Regions from separate parts of the Mus musculus genome. Here region 1 is linked to region 2. The links are chromatin contacts, found by POLR2A ChIA-PET in ENCODE. All regions are on one chromosome and are shown on one strand. The core of a region is the stretch at or near the end of the contact, and the rest is flanking DNA. Distances in the headings are between cores, read along the strand shown.

What was found. ChIA-PET counts read pairs that join two places held with the same protein, here RNA polymerase II (POLR2A).
Region 1: POLR2A ChIA-PET joins it to region 2 with 11 read pairs in Patski. The contact joins the promoter of Hbp1 here to the enhancer-like site in region 2. POLR2A ChIA-PET finds 5 or more read pairs at or near these places in 4 of 5 experiments (Patski and embryonic stem cell).

The regions. Positions count from the first base shown.
Region 1 is chr12:31,948,355-31,953,051 of GRCm38, reverse strand. It overlaps Hbp1 (high mobility group box transcription factor 1), which reads left to right and starts at 2,807. Exons shown (of 11, transcript NM_153198.3): 1 at 2,807-2,856. The coding sequence starts at 2,842.
Region 2 is chr12:31,911,898-31,916,881 of GRCm38, reverse strand. The region is part of intron 19 of Cog5 (component of oligomeric golgi complex 5); the gene reads right to left. Among named protein-coding and RNA genes, the nearest start is that of Hbp1, 36 kb to the left of the region's middle. Within about 2 kb of position 3,051, at least 3 of the 3 ENCODE cell types and tissues checked have a DNase peak (open chromatin) inside an H3K27ac peak, as active enhancers do.

The sequences.
Region 1 (4,697 bases), core at 1,558-4,057, 36 kb before region 2:
AATTCTAAGTAGTGTTTCTCTAATCTTAAAACTATTTTTTAACCATCTTTAACCAACTAAAATTTGTTTAAAACAATTTCAAACTGTTGGTATTTTGATTTTTTTTCACATGTTAACAGATTTTATACATGTGCACAATATACACAGTAACCAAGAGGAGGCATTAATTTTTTTTAATGTTAATCTTAGCCTGAAAATATCTGAAGAATAAGACTTTCTAAGATGTTATTGATCTTTGTTCTGGCTTTTGAGTTGGCTGCTTTTGTTGGTTAACCAAGAATTAAATGATGATCATGTTAAATATGCACACGGCACTAGGTGTTCACTTAGTTCCTCAAGGAAGTCCAATGGATTAAATATCTGCTGCAAGTTGGGGGTGGGGGTAGATTCTAATAAGTGCATTTATCTCTGATTAAAGTATCTTAATCTAACTTATATTTAATGGCATGGACATAAGATAAACTATGACAAATGTTTTAAATCTTTGAATTTTCAGAAGGAGTCAATAAATAGTATTAAATATATGAATGAATGGGAAACATCTACAGTTAGTAAGACATCATAATTAACATGCAATACCTTTATCTGAAGTCAAATTTATTCTTCCCACCCTGGTAATTTACAGCTAAAAGCAAAACAAAACAAAACAAAACAATCCAACCCACTACGGCTTTTGGTAAAACCTGGAAAGTCCTGGAGAGTGTTTTTACGTTTGGACCCCCCAGCCCCAGCCCCCCCCCCCCCCACCTCTTTTCCTAAGTATCAGGGGAAGTTGGTGTTGGAGTTTACATACATGCTCATGAGGACCGGGTAAGTCAGTGGCCCAAGCTTTCAAGCTTTCAGTTTTGGAAACACAACCTTTTAGTTTTGAGAACATATGAATATCACAGGCACTAGTTTTAAAATATTAAGCATACTCCAAGAATAGAGGCTACTATTGTTTAGTTAAGAAATTAATATTGGTGTTTCTGTTTTTAAGTTATGGGTCTTGCTGGAATTCCACTACAGAAGTACCACAAACACGAAATGAGTGAAGCACGGTCATGCTTTTTGGGATCACTCTACAGTATCTGAAAGTTGTACACTAGGGTCTTACTTTTTTACTCGGGGGTGGGGGTCAGGCATTTTGGGAGGGTTTTCCTCTGGATTATTTTGAGGAAAACAATGCTTGTGAACAGAATATTTGTGAGCAGAGTATCAATCCCTGCTCACTTGGGCCGGCTATTTTAGAAATAGTTTCCACTTCAAGAGTCCAAAAGCAGAACTCAAAGGAATTTGAAACCTTGTTTCAACCATGTACCAGTAAATCTTTTGTTTACTGGTTTTGTTCTGTAGCTTTCAGGTCTAGAAATGCGGGCAGTTTTGAAAGATGACCTCGAGCTCTTCCCTAAATTGACTTGAGCAGAATTCGTACTCCTTTCTTTCTCAATTTCAGCACATTTCTAGTAATAGGAAGAAATAAAACCTAATCCATACCCTACATGATTAAACACTTCATGTTCAAAGAAAAAAAGCTCAATAATGCCTATAGTAATGCTTATAATGTGAATAGTAAAAATGCCAATTACAGACTGACTGCACCCAGATGCTATGAGCAACCTCCTTTAAAAGGAAGCAACTAACACAGAAAAGCCATTCCCCACTTTTGGTAACTCCCTTAGAAAAATCAGGAGGAACTTCTAGTAGAAACAGAGTGGAAAGGCAGTTTTCTGTCTGAACGCTTAGGGAGGGAGAGACAGTTAAAAATATTCACCAAAGACACAAGTAACCTAGCAACTAACTTCGGACAAATACAGTCTATCTACACTCCTCTGTATTAATTTAAAAGAAAATGTAGGCCAATAAGGAAACATCGCTTCGAATGCCTCAAATTCAAAGCAATAGTCCAGTACTCTAAACAGCTGTATAAATTCTTGAGTCCGATACTGTCTCATTCTTAAACCCTACAGTACATGGCACTTGGCTGTGTCTCAACTAATTCTGGTCAAACTGGACACTGGTAAATCTTCCCCAGTTGTTGTTGGCGGCGTATTGAGTCAAGGGCTGGTTAAGTTTAAAAAAAAAAAAAAAAAAAAATCTGTCTAGCTCATCTGCTAAGGGAGGGCAGTACTGAATCAACTTTTGTAATCCCCAACGTGCTTGGGCCGTGATTTGTAAGTGATCAAGTCCCTGGCTAGCCTGCACTGCTTCCGCTTGTGCAGTCATCTTCTTCCCCTCGCACTAAAACAATACCTTGGCCACCAGCCAAACTTTGAGCAGCAAGCGACTCTGCTGTTTATGGCCTGGAATGGGTGCTGAAATACCCAACCAAGGACGCTCTAGGCCCTCTGGGAGGCCTAAAGGAAGAGAGGTGGCCCTGGCTTTAAAACACTCCTATCCTCCGCCCCCTCCCTTTTGTCTCAGACACCAAAACAAACGAGCTGATACACGTGTCCCTATGACTCTTGTTTACTATCAAGACTGCGTTGTGCGCGTACCTCTGGGATATGTAGTTCAGTCAGCTCCTCCCCCCCGGTAATTTCCTCAGCTAAGGAGCAAGGCTGAGACTACTAACCCACAATCCACTTCGATAGCAAAGTTTGGCTCCCGTCCCCCGTGTCTCGGCAGCAATCCAATCCAAAGCGCTTTCTGTAGTGATTGACAAGCCACCTTCTCCAGTAAACACAAGAGAAAAGTCAATACATGCCCGCCCACCGAGACGGACTACGGCACTTTCCAATGGAAAGGCGGAACCTTAGAGTGGCAGTTCTTCAGACCAATTAAAGACGAGAAAGGTGGACGAAGGCTCAGCCCCCCGGGGGCTTCAGGGGAGGGGGAAGACGAAGCTTGAAAGACTTGGTAATGGCGACGGGTTTGGTAAGTAGGAAAGTTTCGGCTGAGGAGTAAACGCGGCGGTGGGAGTCGCGGCGCGCCACAGAGAGGTGGGCAGCCGTCGGGAAACGCGCAGGCAAGCAGCTGGCGACGCTGTCGCGACAGACGGCCTGCGTCCTGACTCTGTGTGGTCGCGGGGTTTCTGAGGGGTGGGGGGTGGGCAAGGGAGGGGCTGGAGCTTCGGGGCCGGGCAGCGGCCGCGAGAGCGGAGACCCTTGGGACTCTGGGCACTGGATCCCCTGCGCGGAACCCGCCGTCCGGGCCTCCCGGGAGCTCTCCGAGCCTGGACGGCCGCGGCTCCCAGGACTCGGGGTGGTGGGGGTGGCGGAGCTCGGGGCTCGGTGGCGCTCGCGGTGGGGGCCGGCGGGGAAGGGGCCGGGGCAGGGGAGGGGCCTGGCGCTCCGGAGGGCTCCGGAAAGTTTGCCTCGCCACTCCCCGCTGCGGGGGCCGAGGGCGGACGCCGGCCGCGAGCTCCAGCGGGCCGGGGGCTCCGGGGAGGCGAAGCTGCCTCCGGGGCCCGGGCCGGGCGGGGGAGCTCGCGGAGCCGTCGGGCCCGGGGCTCATTGTTACGCAGTTCGAATGAATGGGCTCCGAGGCGCCTGCGCGGTGCGCGGTGGGGCTGCGCTAAGGGGGAAAAACAAGCCTGGCGTCCAGGCTGCGGTCACATGATGGGGGGGAGGGGAGGAAGCGATGAATGGCGAAAGAGGTGGGGGTGGACTTGGCCGGCTCCGGGAGGCGCTGCTCGGCCTGACCCGGCGACTAGGCCCGCGGGCGAGGCCCGGCTCCTCCCTCTGCAGGCCGATTTAAACAAAACAAAAAGGAGTTGGGGCGCAGCCGGCTTCCCGAGCCTCGCTTTCGCGTGCTCCCGGCGCTGAGCGCTCCGGAGTTCACTCCCTGGGACTTCTCAGCCGGCGAAGGCACTGACAGCTGGGCGGGACACGGTTCCTGGCACTTTGTACCTGCTGGGGGGGACTCAGTTGGGCTTAAGGGAGCTTTATTCTCTAGGGAGAGGGGCGGGGGTTTAGGATGGGTTACAGTCGAAGAATGATTTTAGCAATTATAAATACTTAAGTAGTTACAGCGGTGATTTGGAGCCGTAATTTTGTGTTTTGGTTCCGGTGTTTCACCTCTCCCTTTAACCCCAGCTTTGTCGAACCAAGAGTATTGGGGGAAGTGGAGTTACATTGAAAAAAGAAAACTTAAGACAAGTTTTCGAGATACCTTAGGCTTTTGAACATTACTTCAACTCGACTAGTAAATTTCAGAACCTTTTTAAATTTTTTTCTATTATAGCTCCCAGTTTAGTTTTATAAACCTATTTATCTTTTCTTCCTGGGAAAGCCCTTCCTTTGTTAACTTCCCTGACTTAAATACAAGGATGCCCTCTCAGTGTTTTTTTTTTTTTTTGTCATACATTTCTCAAGTGAACTTGAAAGGCAGTTTGTTCCGCTCTTAATATACCGTCAGATTATCACTATTGTATTTTATCTTTAGACTCTGGGCCTGAAGGTTCTTTGTGTGCACCACAATCTGGTCTGTGTATCGGCTGGAAATAAAGATGTCAGTACTCTCTTACAAGTTCTCCTGTTATTCCCCAACTGCTAATAAAACAACGGCAGATGGTTTCTGTGTTTTAAATTTCACATGTGTACAAGAAGGGGAAAACAAATCTCATAATTCAGAAAATTTGAATCATTTCAATTGTTACTACCCAAAGTCAGTAATAATTCCGTGTACTTTCATATTTTGTTCTGCATTTACTTTACTCCTGGTCATACTTTATATTACATTTTCATTATGGAAGTTAGAATTTTTTAAACCCATAC
Region 2 (4,984 bases), core at 1,802-4,301:
GGTTCCTGTGACTCTGGAGCAGGGCGGCATTTTTTGGAGCTGGAGTCACAGGCGGTTATGAGCCATCTAGAGTGGGTGCTGGGAACTGAACTCGGGTCCTTTGGGTGACCTACAAACATTCTTAACCACTGAATCTCTAACCTCAGATTCAAGGCTTTTTTTCACTTTTTCTATACAGAAAGATCATTTCATTATTAAATATAATTTGGATTTTTAAAACTTTTTTATTTTTAAATTGGCAAAGACTTATGTTAAATATTTCAAAAGGCATTCCATTTGGAGATACCTCTATTTTAAATTCAAACTCTTAAAAAAAAAGCCAGCAGTTTTCTTGCTAAAGAAATGGAAAAGAATTTTAACTTGATCCAATCAATCTGATTACTATGGTTTTTTAAATTTTTTTGTTTTTTTGTTTTTTCCAATTTTTCGAGACAGGGTTTCTCTGTGTAGCCCTGGCTATCCTGGAACTCACTCTGTAGACCAGGCTGACCTCGAACTCAGAAATCCGCCTGCCTCTGCCCCCAAGTGCTGGGATTAAAGGCGTGCGCCACCACACCCGGCTGATTACTATGTTTCTTCTAATATTAAAATGTTAAGATACAGATTAAAGGCTCTGAAAGTCCTGTGACAGACTTAGATCTCTCATTACGTTAAAGTAACTCTGACCTAATTTATTCTTTCCAGGAAATAAACCAAAAAAATTGGGCTCTTTTAATCCAAATTATAAAACAACAAAAAAACAACAACAACAAAAGAATCCAAACTAAGTCCCTAATAACAGCCATCATGGTACTGTGTATTTAAGAACTCTATGTTTCCTAGGCTAGGATGCTAACTCATTCAGTAAAATGCTTGTCATGCAAGCATGATGGTTGGAGTTCAGATCCCTAAAACATGTATAGATGCCTGGTCTGGTGGTACATGCTTATTACCCAACTCTTGGAAGTCAGAGACCAGTGTGTATGCCTGAAGCTACTTTGCTAGCTAGATGAATTAAATCTGTGAACCCTGGCATTGGGCTAATACATTATCTCCAAAGATAATGTGGACAGAATCTCAAGAATCTCAAGAAATTTAGTTAGCATCAGCCTCTGGCGTCCACACACATATGCCCAAATGTACACACACACACACACACACACACACACACACACACACACACACACACTGTCTTAGCTATGTTTTTAATGCTGTCATAAGACAACATAGCCAAGGCAATTGATAGAAGGCTTTATCTGGGCTCTCAGTTCCAGAGCAACAGAGCAGGTGACCATCACGCCAGGAAGCACAGCAGGAAGAAGGCAGGCCTGGCACTGGGGCAGAGCCTGTGCGCTCACATCTTGAGACCCAGTAGGAAGCAGAGAGAGCTAACTGGAAATAGCATGGCCTTTCGAAACTTCAAAGCCCACTCTTACTGACATGTCTCCTTCAACAAGGCCATGCCTCCTAACCCTTCCCAAACAGTTCCAAAAATGGAAGAACAAAATGTAACACTCTGGACATCAACAAAACTGTCATAACAAATAAAAATAATTGTAGATGAGCAACATTATCTATGTAGTTTTAAAATGCCCTTTCTAGTTGATTAAAAATGCCCCTTCACTCATCTGTTGCCTTTAAATCCTCAGGCCACAGTGTGTTGTTTACTGTGCTGACATTAGGTGCGCTATTCCTAAGTTTACACAGCACATGTATCTCAGATACTGAGGCTGAAAATACTTTAGGCCTGGTTCATGGCAGCTGGAAGAGTAGGTGATGTTTAACCATTCCTGCTCCTGGTGACTGAAATAGCACAGAGCGATAGTCAGTCTTTGTATGCACAAAAGGTGATTGCTTGGCTAACAGAAGGAACTGTGAACTCATGTCTTTAGAAAAAGAAAAAAGTCAAATACATCTTAAATGCTACACATGGCTGAGGAATGGGTGACATGGCTGTGACTGTGCAGAGCTATGATGACGAGGGTGGTGATCAGTCTTGGGCTCCCTTCAGCCTCTCAACAGCCATCTCTTGCCTACACCTCCATGTGGGACCCAATAGCCTCATGACTATCAAATCAATCCTTTGCATCAACAGAAGGTCAAGATGGCAGCAGATAATCTCTGAGTCCAATAACAAAGAGTTCCTGGCTCTGTTCCAACCCACCCTAATGTGTCGAACAATGTATTAACCATGCTTTGATTTATAATTTTATAAAAACTTTGTGAAATTAACACCATTTTAGAACATGGAATTTGGGGCAACATGGCACTGTGTTCCTGGACAACAGCTGGTTATATTTGATTCTCTCATTATCTTTGAAAATGAATTTTAAAAACTCCTACAGATGAAGACCAAACATAACATTGTCAAGTATTACCAGCAAACCTCAGTAAACATGAGAAACCAGTGACTTGAAAGACAGTGTTTAAAATATCAAATTACAGGAGCAAAAGAAAACAGGAATGACAAGGAATAAAGAAAGCTGACAGGAGTCGGGAAAGCCCAAGAAGGGCACCAGGGTAGGTGAAATAGAAGTGGACAGAGGGAAGAAAGACTGTTTCAGGAAGCAGTAGGTGAAGCGGCCCCACGTTCCATACCAGCCTCTAGGTACAGAGACCAAGTGCCAGCCTGTCAAACCCAACCCAAAGAGATGTTCACCGAGACACAAACAGGAAGGGAGCTAAAAGCAAAGACAAGTTCAGGGACAAGCCCCAGGAGGTTCTCAGGCCCTCAGGAAGCAGTGCTAAGAGCAACCTTCCTCTTCAGTCTCTACAGCTGCCTCAAGTCCTTCTGATCTGGAGAACTAGACAGCTGAGTTTGTTTTATCTTCAGCTTCAGGAAATTTAAAGCCAAATATAAAATTTATCTAGGAAGTTAATTTAATAGTTTATATGTGTTTTTCACAATTATCCTTTAGGATATTTTCACTGCAAGCTACAAAAGATACAGGGAAAGACAGCAAGGAAGGTTAGGAGAGATGGAGGGAGGCAGGGAGGGAGCATCCAGGCACACATGCATGGGGCGAGCTGTGTCCAGGAGTCCTGGCACAGAGATGGAGGGTGAGATCATCAGAAAGCAGCCTGGTAAACACGGCCTGCTTAGTCAGTCAGTCATCTAGCCCTGTGGAGCTCTAAGCCACTCACGCTGGTCTTTCTGACAGGACCAGTCTCTGTAGTGGTCACTAACAGAGGTGTCTAAGGAGCCCTCCGTGCAGCTGCACTCAGTGTCACTCACATGTCACCTCCTGTCAGGGAACACAACCTGAGCCCTCCCTGTTCCTGACTCCAGATGGAACCTGAAGCACCAGCAAGTTAAAAAAAAAAAGCCACCACCTGAAGTACTTTCCAAAACAAAAGAAAATTAATTAAGGTGCTATGAAAAGCAGAAATTCTACACTGTCATTCTTAGAGATTATTCTAAATATAGCAGCACTTCCAAGGTTCCATATTCTAGCCAGAAGGCAGAGTTAATTAGTCAAGTATTAGGTCCCCTAGAAAAAAATGTCTATTTCTAGTTCTAGAAAGTCACATTTAACTGAGTCATGGCTGCCCAGCTGTCAGCTTTCAGACAGACTTAGGCTAAGGCTAATCACGAAATGCAGGACAACAGAGGCCCTGCTGCTCCTGACCCCACACTCAGGACCAGTGCTGGTCTCTTCCATGCTACTCGCCACCAAACCTATCCCTCCCCAGTTCTGAGAAAAAGCCTGAGAAGGCAGCAAGGCCCCGAGCTTAGAAACTCGCATAGAGACCAAAGTCCGAGAGAGGAAAGGGGACTCCGCTGACAGTCCTGTCTGCATGCAGCCAGCCATCTTCCTCACACAGGGCAGAGACTGTCTGAAGCCTGCAGGAAGTGAGGCTCTCTACAAGACATTTTAGGGGTCATGAGGGCTGCAGAAGAGAATGAGGCAGGAGGCTAATGACTTGGGGTAGACAAGGTCTCAAGAAGGATTCCTGTTTGGAGTTTACTGTCTCTCACCACAGACCATGCAGAAGAGAAGGAGTTCCGCGGGGGAGCTCTTTTGCTCTCCTGGGAGCCATATTGGAATCATTGGGAAGCAGAAGCCAGAAACATGAAGTCTTTCAATGGCAGGAATTTGCCACCAATCTCTTAAAATTTCTGGTAATTTCCTAGATAATGTGTTTCTGGACCAATCAGAGTGAAAAACAAACAGGTACTGTACTTGTGAAATAAGACCCAGGCTATTGTTAAACAGGTGTGGATAGCTCTCTTGTGAGTATTACAGCTTAGAGCCCAGGAGCACAGGGCCTGGCTGTTATTCAGTGCCCGGGTGCACACCCATGAGCGGGTCAGCTGCATCACAGACTAGCTGTAGTTTTAGGCTTTGTTTCTTAGGAGCTTCTGCTTTGACTTCTACAGTGACTTCTGCACCAGCCACTGAATGAATATCGGTTTCTTTTTCAGCACATCTTGGCCAACATTGGTTATCCTGATGGCAGTTATTCTTCCTTGGGTGAGATGGACTTCCAAAACAGTTTTTTGTTTGTTTGTTTGTTTGTTTGTTTGTTTGTTTCGAGACAGGGTTTCTCTGTGTAGCTCTGGCTGTCCTAGAACTCACTTTGTAGACCAGGCTGGCCTCAAACTCAGAAATCCGCTTGCCTCTGCCTCCCAAGTGCTGGGATCAAAGGCGTCTGCCACCACGCCCGGCTCCAAAACAGTTTTAATTAAAACTGTTTTAATGGCTGAGGGTGTTGAACACCTTTTCAAATACTAACTGGGAATTTATACTGATTCCTTTGAGATTAGTCTGTTCAGCAGATTAACCCACTTACCGATTGGACAATTTTGCTGGTGTTTATTTTTGTCCTTCTTTATATATCCTAGATATCAGTTTGCTGTCCAGACTATAGCTGGCAAAGACCCTTCTTTGTTCTATTTAGTGTGTGTCTGCACACATACACATGCCAGTAGCCATTAGAGGCTATGGCACTGGCCACTGACCTGACATGCCCCCTGTGGATCACAGGCACTGAACTCAGGATC